Linked DNA regions of Mus musculus: region 1 is linked to region 2. The links are chromatin loops, found by intact Hi-C in ENCODE. Cell type or tissue: heart. All regions are shown on one strand.

Evidence for each region. Peaks named below come from ENCODE experiments on the same cell type or tissue, not always from the same donor. Only the 100,000 strongest peaks of a DNase experiment are listed, where the experiment ranks them.
Region 1: it touches region 2 in a loop (2.7-fold over the local background); 2 of 42 quality-filtered maps call a loop at or near these places.

The regions. Positions count from the first base shown.
Region 1 is chr2:132,385,176-132,393,175 of GRCm38, forward strand. Prokr2 (prokineticin receptor 2) reads right to left here and starts at 272. Exons shown (of 3, transcript NM_144944.3): 1 at 81-272. In heart, a CTCF peak has its summit at 4,570 (motif pointing right); no DNase peak of the experiment used is centred here; H3K4me3 peaks cover 647 bases; H3K27ac peaks cover 537 bases; H3K27me3 peaks cover 1,243 bases.
Region 2 is chr2:132,259,945-132,267,944 of GRCm38, forward strand. Cds2 (CDP-diacylglycerol synthase (phosphatidate cytidylyltransferase) 2) reads left to right here and starts at 3,204. Exons shown (of 13, transcript NM_138651.7): 1 at 3,204-3,553. The coding sequence starts at 3,500. It overlaps Gm46766 (a long non-coding RNA gene), which reads left to right and starts at 3,560. Exons shown (of 2, transcript XR_001783482.2): 1 at 3,560-3,796; 2 at 6,417-8,000. In heart, CTCF peaks have their summits at 3,015 and 3,217; DNase peaks (open chromatin) are centred at 3,187, 3,957 and 4,587; H3K4me3 peaks cover 2,228 bases; H3K27ac peaks cover 1,865 bases.

The sequences.
Region 1 (8,000 bases), 130 kb after region 2:
GTTCGGAGGTAGGAGGTGATCTCCTGGAACAGACGCGGAGTGCCCCCAAGTCCGCCCGCCCGCCGCAACCCGGTACTCACTTGCCTCGGTGCTTTCAGGGACGCACTCCCTGGCCGGTGGCGCCACCATAGGTGGGCGCGGCCCGGGCTCTGGGAACACTAGCTCTGGTTGAGGCTTGCCTACTTGGTGGGCGTGTGTCGCTTGGTCCTGCTCTCCTCGCATCAGTCTTTCTGGAGTTGCTGCTTCGCTCTGCAGCTCATCCAACAGCCCCGGACCCAGCCCAGGTGTCCCGCCCCTCCCGGCGCCCGACTCCGCCCCCCGAGACCCGCCTGCCTCCTAGATCTACTGAATTAGGGTCTCAGACTTCCGGGTGGTCCTTCCAAGGGTTTTGTAAGCTCTTGAACCCGTTGTGACCTCAGCAGCTGGCCATCCTTGAGACGGAGCACTGTCCTCTGCAAGCATTTGTGGCTTCCACTAAGTGTGCAGAGTTGGAGTGTGTGTGTGTGTGTGTGTGTGTGTGTGTGTGTGTGTGTATGTGTGTGTCTACAAGTTCCCAGAGCCAGCAAGTAAGGGGTGAAGCCTAGTCTTCCCTTAGAAGTGATGCAGGAGAGGCCCCCCATATGCAATCCAGACCTTAAGAGGCAAAGCTGGAAATTAGTGGTGGCATGGCTTGCCCTGCATGAAACTTCAATTCTGAGGTTCTGGTCTAAACTGGGATGATCTTTCCTGTAGTGTCCTTGGCTATTCAAAGACAATCCGAGTCTAACCTCCAGCCTATCTGAGGCTACCCAGAGCCCCTACTTTATTTCCAGAGGAGTTATTTTATTTCTCCCAGAAATAAAATTACCCCCACTAAAGCAGGAACTGTGTGCTGGCCACAGAGAACATTTTCTAAATGAGACCTGTCCGATAAGCTGACAATTTAAACTACCCATATAGAGGACTTGGAAAAGTATTTGGAATTGGTCATTCTGTGGTTCTGCCTGTCCTACCTTATGTGAAACTAACCCACTGTCCTGCCCTCCTGTATCCTCTTCGCTGCTACGATGGAGTCAGGAGGCCTGGCTTCTTTCCTCCCAGGGACAGGCTGTGGTTCGGCTGGCGCGGTGGCTGGTAAGTACATCGTCCAGACTGCAGGAAAGGCTTTGCTGTTTTGCTTTGGTTTTGTACAAAGCAAAGTGGAGTTGACTGACACTGTAGCCGGATTTCTGAACATCCTCTTTAGGTCATTCTTTCAAAGGTGCTTGCTTATCAACTTCAGCTATTGGCTTCAACTCTCCTGACCCACGTCTACCCGCACACCCCTTTATATGGGACAAACAGACCCTCTGGTGTACTCACAGCATTCTCCAAGGTAGATTTAGGTCAGGGTCTCATTCAGACAGATCAAGAAGCCCATAGTTGTCATGCTAGCAACTTGATGTCCTGATCTCAACATAATAGACTTGTCAGGGAACCAGCATGGGGTGAAGCCATGAATCTTGGGTGAGTAGGGGAATTGAAAGATTGGAGATTTCTCAGTATACAGTTGAAGACTACTTTGTGTCCTAACTTTGGCACATGAGAAGTCCTAGGAGATGAACCATAGTAACCCCTATGCTACACACACACACACACACACACACACACACACACACACACACACACGCCGCCACCACCACCACAAAGTGTGTTCCCTGGAAGGCACACCATTATTATTCAGGACATTGGAGTGGTTTAATGCCGGCACAGAATAACATCCTTCTAAAGGGCAACACTGAATTGTTGGTAAGCCTGAGATTGCCATATTGAACTCCATTAAGTCACCCCTTCCTACCACCACAGTACTTGAATAATACTGTGACTTGAATTAAGTCAGTGTACGCAGAGGAGAAAAGGCATAGGGCCTGTCCTAGTTTATTCTGTTGCTATGATAAAACACTCTGACCAAAAGCAAACCGGGGAGGAAAGGGTTAATTTGGCTAATGTTCCCTAGTTACAGTTTATCTCTAAGAGAAGTTAGAGCAAGAACTTAAGGCAGAAGCTTGAAGCAGAAACCACAGGGGAACACTGCTTCCTGGCTCATTCATAGGCTTAAGCTCATTCAGCTAGTTTTCTTGTGTAGCCTAGGCCCACCTTCCTAGGGATGGTGCCACCCATAGTGGGCTGGGCCCTCCCACAGTAAGACAATCTCTCAGAGACATGGCCATAGGCCAATAAAAGTGATTCTTTTCTGGAGTATGGCTTCCCACCATACATCCCCTGAAAATAATGGATGGCAGAGGTAAAGATTCCACTACAAAGTTACTGGTGAGGAATTGGGACACATAGCTTGATTGTGGTACCTATGTCCTTATGAAGTGTCATACTGCAGGACAGTTTCTCAGCCAATAGCAAACTCAACACAATTCAAAAATTAAAACACATAAAATGATATCATATAAAATAGCATTCTTTCCCATCCACCTTGTATGCACAGTTTTTCCTGTTTTTCCAAGGGGTATCTGTAATCTAATATATATATATTTATGGCTTCTTCACCTTTCTACTATAACATAGTCTATTGTACGGATACACTGTTGCTACCTTTTACAACCCACACTGCTGGATATGTTGGTTTGACAGGTTCAAGATGTCTGTAAAATTACAGATTAAGTTATTTCCAATTTTTTGTTCTTATAGTGTTGTGGTATTGAATGGTGTGCGTATTATAGCTCATCAGTGACCGAGTACACAGAGCATCTTTGGGTGCATGTACAAGGATATTTGTATGACAAATTCCCAGAAGTGGTATTGCTGAGTCAAAGCATAAAAGCATTTGTACAAGGCTTTGTGGTGGATCTTGTCACAAAGAGCTCCGTGGGGCTCTATTAAGCCGTCTGTTGGACAGAGGTCAAGGCCACACATTCGATTGATGAACACACGTTTGTTTAGAGAAGCAGTATTCCAAAGCAAGATTTCTCAGTAATGTTTCCTCCCCTCAGTCCTGTAGCCATGGTGACCTTTCAGTCTTTCAAAGTATGGGAGGGAGGGACTCTGTTCTTAAAAAACAAATCTATTCCATCATTTTTTTTTATGTCTGTGTGTCTCTTGTAGAATCACACTAAGAAATCAAACTAAGACTGTGCTGTTGCTATTGACACATTGGCAGGTAAACTTTGTAAGGCTGTTGAAATTAAAAGTCATTTAGCTCTGTGAGTTACTGTAGTTAGACAGATGGGGACTCCGTAGAGGTTCAAGGTTTCACACAACCCACCTGCCTTTTCAGGGTTCTGTGGAATGACTGTGTAAGACACTGGTGGGCTGGCTTTACTAAGTAGAACTCAGGCTGCCTCTCTGGCTTTATCTGCTCTGAGGGCAGGACCAAGGGACAGTGCAGAGAGTGAAGCGTAGCAGATTGCATGGCCACTAGCCATACTTCCTGTCTGTGGATGAAAGCCTGAGAGATGTTTGGGTCAGAATTTGGGATTGCCATAGAAACTGTTTCAGAAGTTTTGAGGCCCCCAGAGGAGGCAGAAGTAGGAGAGGTGGAACGAGAGAGTGGACTCCTGGGAGGATGGAGCTGGTCACCAGATGCAAAGCTAAATTCCAGCTGGGCAAACACATGCTCACCTGTAATCCCTGCACTCTGAGAGGTTGAGGTCAGAGGATCGGGAGTTCAAGCCCAGCCTAGAACACATAGTGAGAGCTTGTTATTTATTTATTTGTTTGTTTGTAAAAAAGCACTAGGCACTTAGCTCAGTGGTAGAATGCTTTCCTACTACATAAAAGGCTCTGAGTTTAGTGTACAGCACTTAAAAAGGGGGTGGAGGACCGGATTCCATAAGAGAGTTTAGCTAATGCGGTCTTCTTCGTGGTTAGGACCTTCTTTTGCTGGGATGAGAGGTAGAGGGGACAGTGTTCTAGCTATGAAGAAACACCAGTCTTTCCATCCCTGCTGACTGAACTTGGGGAAATTTTCTTTTTTATAAAGAGGCACTTCAGTATTGATTCACGTTGTGCCTCTGTCTCTGACTCTTTCTCCTCCAGGTTCAGGTGTTCATGTCACTCTTTCCTGAGCTCAAGAAAGGACACAGGCATAGCATGTGCCACAGGAGTTCTGGGGTTGTGCACAAGTCTGAGGGAAAATTTATATAATGTGGATATGTGGAATAGACAAACCTTTCTCTGCCTGGCCCCTGGGGTTGACCCCTTTGGCCTGTGCTTTCTTCCGTATGTGCAAAAATGCCAATCAAGCAAGCATAAGGATATTTGGGCTCATTTTAGGAGGGAAGGCAAGCCATTTTCACGGTGAATGGCATAAGGCTCTGGGTTAACCTGAATATTAAAAATATATATATATGGCCTTGGTTAGCATTTCTAAAGTGGAATATGGCCTTTGGTTGGGTTACTTAAAACATCTGGAGACAAAGATTTGCGTGCTTTCTAGGAACTGATTGTAGGAGATGCTTCGGGGAATGGAAGGGTAAGATGGAGAGGGGGAGGTGAACGAGAGAAAGATAAAGCAGGTGATAGAGTTAAGGAGATAATCAGAGCTCAGGTGCCCTGAGAAAGTCCGAGTCACAGCGCAGAACAAAACTTCCCTGTTCTGCCAGCAGAGGGCTAAATTGAGCCCCTGACTGAGGACTGTGAAGGTGTCGGTCAAGTCCCAAAGTGGCTCCCCTTGGATCAGAATCTTTTGTTTAGAGAAAGTAGACAGGGGCTGTGCCAGGCATTCACTTCCTTGTTGGTAAAAAGCACCTGGCAGAACGCACTTGTAAGAGGGAAGACTTATTTTTGAGCCCTAGCTTCAGAGACTTCATTTCTCAGTCAGCTGGTCTTAGGTTTCTGCGCACATGCTAAGGCAGAGCACCAGGAACGCAGGTGCCATATATATACTCCCCTTTCTAGCCCTCCCTACCTCCAATGGCAAACGTTCTCCTTGGTGTTGTAATGGTTTCCCCGATAGTGTGTCCATTTACATAAAGTGCTCTTTGCTTCATAAACTTCAAAGGTGGCACCCAAACAGGAACTTCATGCTATTTAAGGCCAGGGAATTCAATCTGCATTTGTGGTTAGGTTGCAGTGAGTTCTGAAGTGGGCATCTCCTGTTTACTTCTCAGGGTGATTCACACTGTGATCTGTCTGAGGCCATTTGGTGGTCTCCAGTTTTCCAGGCAAAAGACTAGGCTTCTCTTAGTGATTCTGGTTGTTTTATTCTTTTCTTTCTACCATCTGTCTGTCTGTCTGTCTGTCTGTCTGTCTGTCTGCCTGCCTGCCTATCTATCTATCTATCTATCTATCTATCTATCTATCTATCTATCTATCTATCTATCTATCTATGAACCTCTCTATCTGGCTGACTCAGGGTCTCACTATATGGTCCTGCTGTTCTGGAATTTACTACGTAGACCAGAGATCCACCTGTCTCTGCCTCTGGCTCCTGGATGCTGGGATTAAAGGCATGCACTATCACATTCAACCTTCTTGCTTGTTTTTCTTGAAGCTGAATGAGCTTCCCAAAGAGACAACTACTTCCTGCGTCTTTCTTTTGCCAGCAGGAATTTAATACTCCAGGGAATCACGGGTAACTAGATGTAGTGTCATACCCTCACCACCAAGGCCACAGCAGTGCCTTCTAGCAGCTGACAGTCACTCAAATCTATTACCCAAGTTATGATTTCTCCCTAAGTGCTTTTAGCCTTGCTTTAAATACTATTATTAACACAAGTGGCATATCAAGGCAGGCGGGCTCTGCACGAAGGCAATTCTTGTAACAAAAACCTGGTTAGCATCCAGATTTTTTTGGATGTGTGAATAAAAAAAACTGGAAGTGGAAATTACCATGTGTTGGAGCAATTATCCCCAGGTGCTGGCATGGTGGAAGAATTGTAAGTGTGTATATTTTGAAGGTGACACAGGAGACATAGATTATGTGTGTAACAAAGAACACGGGCGCACTTATGCAAGCAAAAAGTTATGTAGATATTTGGTAACGCGGAAAAAAACAGCACTTTGTTTTGACACATTCAACGCGTTTGAAAAGCTAATTGGAGTATGAACCAAGCCAATAAAATGGTTTTGCCCCAGAGTTTTCTTCCGTGCGCTGCTCTTCATGAGCTGAGGGTGGAACTCAGGGTTTTCCACACACCAGGCTGTGCGATTCTGCTTGCTGGACAGGCCCTCCACAGATGTTTTCTAATAACCAAACAGCTGGTTTAAAGCCACCTGATCTTTGCACTGCTTTACACTTGAAGTAACCCATGTCAGGACTTTAAAAGTAAATCTAACAAAGCAAAATGACCATTCTTGGAAGATGAGAGCAAGACAACCTGACAAAGTTGTAAAACGTCTCACCAAAGTAAAGGAGCCTTTTATGGTTTACGCCTCAATTAAAAAAAAAAAGTAGCCCCCCAAATAAAAAGCAGCTCTGAGAAAGAAAATATAACTTAAGATATCTTGAAAAGACAAGGTGAATACAGGTTCAAAAATAACTAAAATACATTTCTCTAAGGCTACCTAGGATTAGGCTGTAAAGAATCCTAGCATTTCAAGTTTATCACTAGTTACTAGATATCAATTTACAAGTAAGGTGTTCATTTTTGTGTTCTTTTATCAAGAGAAAAATCTACCTTCAGACTGTGAGGGTAGTGATGGCGAAGGGGAGAGACTAGAATACAAGATTCACATAACCCCATGCAGTCTCACAGTTTTCAAGTGGAAGAACCCCCGACTGCACTGGAAGTTTCCATCACTAAGACACTTTCCACCGAGATGATTTTAAGTACAAATGTACGGCACCAAGGGTCAGGCCTAATAAAGGCCTGAGGACCGAGTCCTTGTTTTCTGGAAGAAAGCCCTCAAAAGTCCCACTCAATTTCAGGTAACAATGTTTTTAAAGACTAATTTAATGAGGTTTTAATTTCCATTGTTTTTTTTTTTTTCTTCTAATCTTAAAGACTAAAGTTTAGTCAATCCCCAGAAGACATTGTTTTCCTTTGCAACAAAGAATCCACAAAGACCTCTTTGGAAGAACCAACCAGCTGATCGTTGCCCTCCGACTGTGGACAACAGAAGGAAGGATTTGCCTGCTAGTATACTGTTACTTGTAAACTGACCTGCTGAAGAAACTCTGTTGCCCGCTTTGCAAAAGCTCAAGGTATATCTAGGGTTTCCTGGTTGACTGAGCACATGGGGTGAGCGCAGTCTTAGTTCAGGATGGCCTGATTGTGTAGGTTTACAGTCTGTGCGCTGCTGGCTAAGTGTGATAGCATCCGCAGTTCTGTGTATGTCCTGTGGGCTCCTGTTAGTTACTGAACTCTTAAAATGGGTATCGTGATGTTACAACATTGTTTTATGCCAATTTTATAAACCTTAACAGTGCAATATGTGTTACTTTTCTGAGGCAAACCAAAGGTATATTTCTCAAGGTTCTGCTGCCTTCAGCAACATTTGATGGAGGATTTTTTTTATACATTTGTAATAGAGGTGAAACAGATTGCAGTTTGTTTTTTTGTTATTTTTTTTTCTTAATTGTAAACCATGTACCAAGTTTCTAGTCAAGATTGTGTAGGATAAGTTAAACACAATTACATTCTATTAACCAATATGAGTGTATTTCTTTTTTTCTTTTTTTAAAGATTTATAGCTGTCTTCAGAAACCCCAGAAGAGGGCATCCGATCTCATTACAGATGGTTGTGAGCCACCATGTGGTTGCTGGGATTTGAACTCAGGACCTTTGGAAGAGCAATCAGTGCTCTTAACCACTGAGCCATCTCTCCAGCCCATGAGTATATTTCTTATGCATATAGTTACATTGAAATAAAGTTCTAAAGTTGTTTTTTTTTTTTTAAAGCCATATGATCAAACTAACAGGAGGGCTAGCTTGAGGAGTTACATTGATAACTTCATCACGTCTGGAGTCTCCATCAGTGAGGGAGCGTAAGGGGAAACTATGGTGGCTAACCAGGCACATCACTTGGAGAACCTACCTTAAAGGCTCCTGGATGCAACTTTAAAAAAAAATTAAATTATGTGCATG
Region 2 (8,000 bases):
GGTTCGGTATACCTATTTAGGGAATTTGGCAATTTTCACGCCACTTCATCGTGTGTGTGTGTGTGTGTGTGTGTGTGTGTGTGTGTGTGTGAGAATATCGAGATCAGGGTTGAGGTTAGATGATGTGTTCCTATAATGCCAGCATATGGGAGGCAGAGGCAGAGGCAGGAAGATTGCATGAGTTTGAGGCTTGCCTTCACTATAGAGTCTAGAGAACTTGTTGGGAAAGGAAGAAAGAAAGAGAGAGAAAGAAAGAAAGAAAGGAAGGAAGGAAGGAAGGAAGGAAGGAAGAAAACAGGAGGTGTTTAATTATGAAGTGACATTATTAAACCCAATAATAGTAACTGCCTCTTACACTGGGTTTGTAATCAGCCTGGATATTCTGGGAGACTGGAATCCCAAGTTCTATTAATGAACACAATATTTAAAAATTAAGGAATTAACCAGGAGGTGTAATGAAGGGAAAACGTAATAAAATACACCTGAGGGCTGGAGACAATTATCGTTCAGTGGTTAAGGGCACTTGTTGCTGATGCAGAGGACTCGGGGTTGATTCTCAGCACCCCCATGATTGCTCACAACCATCTGTAACTCCAGTTCCAGGGGAATCTAAAAACCTCTTCTGATTTTGACCTCTACAGGGATCAGGCACATATACTTGGAAGAATAATAAATCTAAGAAGAAATTTTATAATGAAAAATTTACAAGAAAGAAATTTACAAAATGCCTGAGTCCTGGAAGAAAAGATTCCAGAGAAAAAACTAAATATAATGAGCAGGAAACAAACAAACAACCCAAACCAACCAACCAATCAATGAGAACCAACCAACCAACCAACCAATGAGAACCAACCAATGAGAACCAACCAATGAGAACCAACCCCAAGGAACAGAGGAAGCACATGAAGGATGACAGGAACATTTTTTACTTTTCTTTCTGCTATTGAAGGCGAGGCATTAAAGTTGAAGTGCTATTAGCATGGTTTCTAGAATGTCCGGTTAATGGAGTCCTGCTCCCTACCACACTGATTTTAGGGATGCATTTGGTTTGCGCTCAGTTAGGTTTGATGATGCTAAGTGAGAACCTTGTTCAGGCCGAGTCGGAAGGCATTATCTCACTGAGTACACACCTCATCGAGTTTCATGACTCTGATTTATATCGATTGATTTCCAGGTCTTGGTTTATTTCTGTGTGTGGGTGTTTTGTCTCTATGTGCATCTGTGCACTATGTGTGTAGCTGGTGCCCTCAGAGGCTAGACGAGGAGGTTGAATCCCCTAGGACTGTAGTCTCAGACAGTTACGGGCTCCCATGTGTGGCTGAGAATTTAGCTCAGGTCCTCTGGAAGAACAGCCAGCTCTCCTAGTCACTGAGCCATCTCTCCAGTCCTGTATTATTTTTAAAGATAATATTTTATTTTATTTTTTGTATGCATGTGACTGTATGAGTTACGTGTACACGTGTACCATGTAATTGCAGACGATCCTAGAGGCCAGAGGAGGGACTTGAGTCCCTTGGAACCAGAATTATGGGCAGTTCGTCCTGTATGGGTGCTGAGAACCAAACCTCCTTCCTCTGCAAGAGCAATAAGTGCGCCTAACCATTGAACCATTTCTCTAGCCATGTATTCTGGTCTCAAACTTGCTCCAAGGAACTTGACGCCCTTAATTATCAGAAAATAGTCACATGATATTATCACCACCCTTCACCTCTATCCTTTTTCTTTTCCTTTCCTACATAGTGATAGGGTGTTGAAAGGGTGGAAGAAGAGGGTGGAGAAGGGTAGAAGAAAGAAAAAAGCCCACAAAGTAGCCAAAGTCTGGCTTCAAAAGGTATTTATTTCTAACAGAACAAAGCAAAAACCCAAACCCAACAAAACCAGCAAACACCAGTAGAGGAACAAGAGCACCCAAGCATTTGTGCAAAGCTGTTAAATAGCAAATAAAATGCAAAGACCAGAGGGCTGAAGTTTGTCTAAGTATTTTGCTGTTAATTTGAAACATCATAACAAGAATTTGAGAATGTAAGTCTTTTTCAGAACTCTTCCTATTTTCTGAAAACTCACAGCTCTGGTCAAAATCTCTAAAAGGAACCTGACCCTTGGTGTGGAAGACTTCTTTGAGATTGCAATCTGGCTAAGGACTGGGAGCCCTGTTTTGCATGAGAACAATGCTGGAACAGCACCCATAATACTGAATTCAGGCAGCATATGTGAACATTGGTTACAGCGTGGTAACAAACGTCTGAGTTCTAATTCTTACTCGTACCCTTGTAGCTGCTGGCTAAATGCTTAAACTAGGTCAGGAATAGAGGGAGGGGCTCCATAGGAAACATTCCTTTCAGCCCAAAGGTTTTCAAAGAATTAGATGTGGGTGTTAACTTACTCACAGAAGTTGTGGTTAACAAGAGCCAAACCTGAGGGTTTTTTTTTTTTTTTGAACGATTTATTTTTATACATGAGTACACTGTAGCTGACTTCTGATACACCAGAAGAGGGCGTAAGATCTCATTACGGGTGGTTGTGAGTCACCATGTGGTTGCTGGGATTTGAACTCAGGACCTTTGGAAGAGCAGTCAGTGTTCTTACCCACTGAACCATCTCGCTAGCCCATAGGTCCTGAGTTCTACCTTCAGCACAAAACAAGACAAAAACTTAAGACAAGCAATATCTTGGATGATGTTACTTGCAGATATCATATCCATTTCTAAGTGTTTTTTGTTGTGGTTGTTTGTTTTTTGATACAGGGTCTCAGTAGCAGTGGAACAGGTTACATAGATCAGATCCACTTGCCTTTGTCTCTGGAGTGCTGTGAACAAAAAAGGTGTGTGATTGGGACGAGACTATTTCTGAGTTCGGTGCTTAGACAGAATCAGTGCTCACTAAGTTACCAGCGACCATGGCTTGGCAAGGCAAAGTGAGCTGAAACAGGTTTCACCTCCTGCTATGATGTTCAGAGGTCCACCTGGTCTCTTCGTTTGGACTCCCAAGCTGAGAGCAGCAAGTCTAGGCCGCTACGAGGCGCTGTTGTCCCCCGGTAACAGGTTACCTTCTGGACCCAGCACTCGCGCGCGGGGACTTGCGGTAGGACGCAAGGACCCCATTGGTTCACTCTGCTCTTTTTCTCCCGCCCCCTCTAGGTTTTGTCCAATGAGTGTCTCGAACTCCGCTCACGCCCCCACCCCCGCCAGGCTGCCCCGCCTCCTGGCGTCTGGGGTTCCAGGCGGAGATGGCGGCAGTGCGCGTGCGCGCTGGCTCGCAGCTTCCCGGGAGGAGGAGCGAGCGGCCGCTGGGGAAACAGCGGCTCCGCTCTCCGGGCAAGGGCGGCGGCAGCGGTGCTGGGCGGGGCCGGGCTCGGGGCTAGTGGCGCTGCTGCAGGGGCTGTGCGAGGCACGGTGGGGCTGCGAGGTGCTCGGGCCCGCCGAGAGCCCGTGCTCACTGAGCCGACCCCCGCGGCCACCGTGCTGCTCACTCGGGGTGACGTCGCGCCGGGGTCCCCAGCATGACCGAACTACGGCAGAGGGTTGTCCGCGAGGACGCACCTCCGGAGGACAAGGTAGAGGCATCGTTAAGTGCGGAGGGGCGCGCCGGCAGCCTCGCCCTCTGACCTTTATCGCGGCCCTGGGTACCAGGCCTGGGTTGCGCAGAGGGTCGGCGGGTGTCTTTTGCTTGTGGGGACAGCGGTCTGCGGGCGCGGGGAGTAGCGCGTGAGCTCTGGAGGGTCTTCGCCTTCCCTAGGCCTTCCCGATGTGGACGCTGGACACCCCACAGACCTTGCTTGGGGCCCGGAGAGCGCGATGTAGGCTCACCGCTTGCTTTACAAGTATTGCTGTTGATTGGGGAATGGGGGAGGACTCAGGCCATAGCATTTGTCTCCTGGGAGATTAAAACCTTCTTTTGAACTTGATTAAAACATTAAATCTGTTGGTTCTATCAGAGAGGAGTCTTGATCCACTCCGTGAGAGGGCGGGTTAGTGAGCAGGTGTGTGCTCCCAATGGTGGGTTTGTTTACTGCGCCAAGTGTGGGCATTGATGGGGTAAAGGAGGAAGGTAAGGAGGAGGCCATTTTGGCAGGGACACAGCCAATGTGGGGGCGCTCCTTTGGTTGAAAGTGCGAGGTTTGTGTGAAGTTGAGAAAGGTGGAGGGTGGTTGTTTTACTGTGGACATTGAATGACGGACCGTATTTGTGGTTCGGATCAGTGAGTGATGAGTAGAACCGGCTGAGGTAGCCTGGACCAGAATGATGGAGACTGGTTAAGTCAGAGATTGTCAGCTTGTGACCTGCAGAAGCTCTCGTACGTAGGCCTGCGTGCTGATACGGAAATAAGGGTTCCGTTGAAGGTCTGTTTCTAGCCTGTCTTCAATAAAGGAGGAGGATATGCCGCGTTTCCCCTGATTAATAGTTGACAGAGTTTAGTATCTTTGTTTGCTTGTTCGAGACTGGGTTTCTCTTTGTAGCCCTGGCTGTCCTGGAACTTGATCTGTAGATCAGGCTGGCCTCCATCCCAGAGATCCTTCTGAGTGCTGGGACTAAAGGCACCCCACCCCCCAATGCTGTTTAAGGAAACAGCATCAAGCCTAAGCACCCACGTTTGACATCAGAACTTTTGTTTTAGATAGAATCTCTCTAGGAAGCCCTGCTAGCTAGTTTGGACCTCCTCCACCTCTGCCTATCCTGTGCTGTATAAAGGCACTAGCCCCCTAGCCAGCTTGTACCTTTTTACTGTGTTTGAATTGGTTAGAACATCAGGAAGGAAACAAGCGTAAGCCTTAGGGTCAGTATGCCAACAGTAATTTTACTAGGAAGAATAGTTCAGATGAAAGATAAAGGGTTTAAACAACTCTGTTACAGTTGTAGACAGTGGGTCATCAGAGGAGAACTCTCTTCCTTTGGAGAAGGTCTAGGGCTGAGGTCCAGATTTGAGGAGTACCTTGCAAAGACAATACTTAGAAATCGCTAATCTTCCCCGAGGATAGTGGATTGGCCCTGAAGAAAACTGTGTTCTGAATATTCTTTGGTGGGTTTGAATGCCACCTTGTCTAATTAAGGGTGACTTGAAGGTGTGAGAAGGGGGAGAAGAAAGAAAGAAGGTCTAGCTGGGTCATGCCTGTGGTCCCAGCAGAGGCAGTGGCAGGTGGATCTCTGAATCCTCTAAACCCAGCCTGGTCTACAGAGCAAGTTCCGGGACAGCCAGGGCTACGTAGAGAAACCCAGTCTCAAACAAAACCAACCAACCAGTCGAAGTCTGATAGCTGTTGGAATACATCTTCACACAGGTATTTACTGTAACAATTAGACAAGACAAAACAACTGTGATATTAGTAGGGGCGAGGCAGCTTTTACTCTCCCCACCCAGCTCTTTGGCTCCATTCCCCAAACGTAAAGTGTCAGTTGACTCTTAACATTCACTTCCATATTTTAGGTTGAGGAGCTGTCCAGCCTTAGTAATTACAAGTGCATTTAAACCACGTGTACAGTGAAAGAACCTTGTGGTTGGTTGTGAGGTCTGCTAGGCGTATGCTCCCTAAAACATAACAGTTACGCATTCTGCTTAAAAGATTGTTGTAGGCAATCGGCCCACGCCGAGTAGTGATTACTTACTGTTTCTGAATTGTCGTGCATAGGATTTTTAATAGCATAAATACAAATATTAAAAAATAAGTATTTTTTTAATAAATGAAAAAAATTTAATTTTCTTTCTTTCTTTCTTTCTCTCTTTCTTTCTTTCTTTCTTTCTTTTTTTTTTTTGTTGTTGTTATTTTGAGACAGGGTTTCTCTGTATAGCCCTGGCTGTCCTGGAACTCACTTTGTAGACCAGGGTGGCCTCGAACTCAGAAATCCGCCTGCCTCTGCCTCCCAAGTGCTGGGATTAAAGGCATGTGCCACCACCGCCCGAAAAAATTTTTAAAAGTTATTTAAAAATTAAAAAAAATGTGCTTAGGAAACAGTGAAATGCCTTTTTTTTTTTTGATGAATATATGTAGCAAAAATTTTAAAATCTGAATTCTTTTTTTTTTTTTTTTTTTCCCTTTTTTTTTGAGACAGGGTTTCTCTGTGTAGTCCTGGCTGTCCTGGAACTCACTTTGTAGACCAGGCTGGCCTCGAACTCAGAAATCCACCTGCCCCTGCCTCCCAAGTGCTGGGATTAAAGGCGTGTGCTACCATGCTCAGCTATAAAATCTTTATTCTTTAGAAAGAGGTTTGCTGTAATTTATATTTGCATGTGTATGTGCATGTGTATATGCATGCCCTCGGAGGCCAGAAGAAGGCATTGGATCTGCTGGAGTTCCTCTTTTGGGTGCTTGTGAGCTGCCTGATATGCATACTGGGAACTGACCTCTGCTTCTGTGCAAGAGCAGCAAGCCCTCTCAGCTGTGGACCCAGCTCACCACCCAATTCTTGTGTATTGTTTACTAGGCTGGAGGAAGACTTACTGCCACAATTCTGATTTGCTAATACTGTTGTGTCACAATCCAAGGGCTCAGAGGTGAGGAAGCATACATGACTTTTAGAGAAATGAATTGTGAAATTTGAACTCCGTTACTTCATAGTACAAGAATCCAAAACATTTTTTTCTTTTCTTCTTTTTTTCCTTTTTAAAGATTTATTTATTTATTATTATATAAGTACACGGTAGCTGTCTTCAGACACACCAGAGGAGGGCACAGATCTCATTACAGATGGTTTGAGTCACCATGTGTTTGCTGGGATTTGAACTCTGGACCTCAGGAAGAGCAGTCAGTTCTCTTAGCCACTGAGCCATCTCTCCAGGGCCCTGAAGAACAATTTTCAAGGCAATTCTTCAAAGAACAATTTTGAAAGATTCCTCAAAATGTTATTATAGTTGCTAAAATGTGTTTGCAAATCTGAGTTGTTAATAGACAATCACCACTATGAAAATAATCTGAAGAATGTGTTTGTAAAAGGTCAGGAGGAATTTTGTTATATTTAGCATCTAGAATGGAATTCTCAAAGCTAGTTGCTAATAAAGGCAATGTTCTCTGGGATCTAGAGTCCCAAAGCAGTTGACAAACTAAGACCTTTGGAAGTTAAGCTTTAGGACAGGTCGCTGCTGCCTGACCATGTTTTCCCAGCACAGCCCAGGAAGCTAAAGGATGAAACCTGGACCAAAACACTAAAAACACTCGGACTGGCATTTCAGGAGACTTTTTGTTAGGGACTTAAATGGAAGGTTCTGGATTTTCTGCTGTACTTAGATGCTGATATGGTTTGAAAACATAGCATTAGTTGTTTAAGGGGTTCTATTCTAGATGGATGAAGTTAGTATAGATAGGCAGCAGGTTGTTTGCTATTTATTAACAGGGTTGTGTGCTCTAGGCTGGCCTCAGAGTTGTTATTTAGCTCATGCTGGTCTTGAATTGGAAATCCTCCTGTCTCTGTCTTCCCAGGCTTGTTATTAAAGGTATATGCCAACATGGCTAGAAAGGAGAATTCACATTTTAATTGCAGATAAATCAGAGTGTCTGTGAAATCAGCCTATCACTAGGCTCTGCCATGTTACCAGTGGTGTAAGTCAGTTGTCAAAACCTAAATCCTAAGTGGGAAAATTGAATGTGCTTCATGGATTAGTGTGTGTACAGGTTATGCACTAAGACAGAGCATGGCTGTTGTAAGAACATGTTAGCACTGTTGCTGCTGCTGGTTAAAACAGATTTTAATAAAATTTAAATTAATTTTTTTGTATGTGTTGGTGTTTTTTACTTTGTGGGAGTCTTTTTTCCACCCTTTCCACCCTTTTCTTCCACCTCTTTAACACCCTAACACTAGTTAAGAGAGAAAAAAGGATGTATGTTTGTATGTATGTATATGTAGAACCTGTGTGCCTGGTGCCCATGGAGCCAGAAGAGAGCATTGGATCCTCTGGAAGTAGAATTATTGATGGTTGAGAGCAGCCGTATGTGTGCTAGGAACTGAACCCAGGTCCCTTGCAAGAGCAAGTGCTGTTAGCCACTGAAGAATTCCTCCAGCCCCATGTATTAT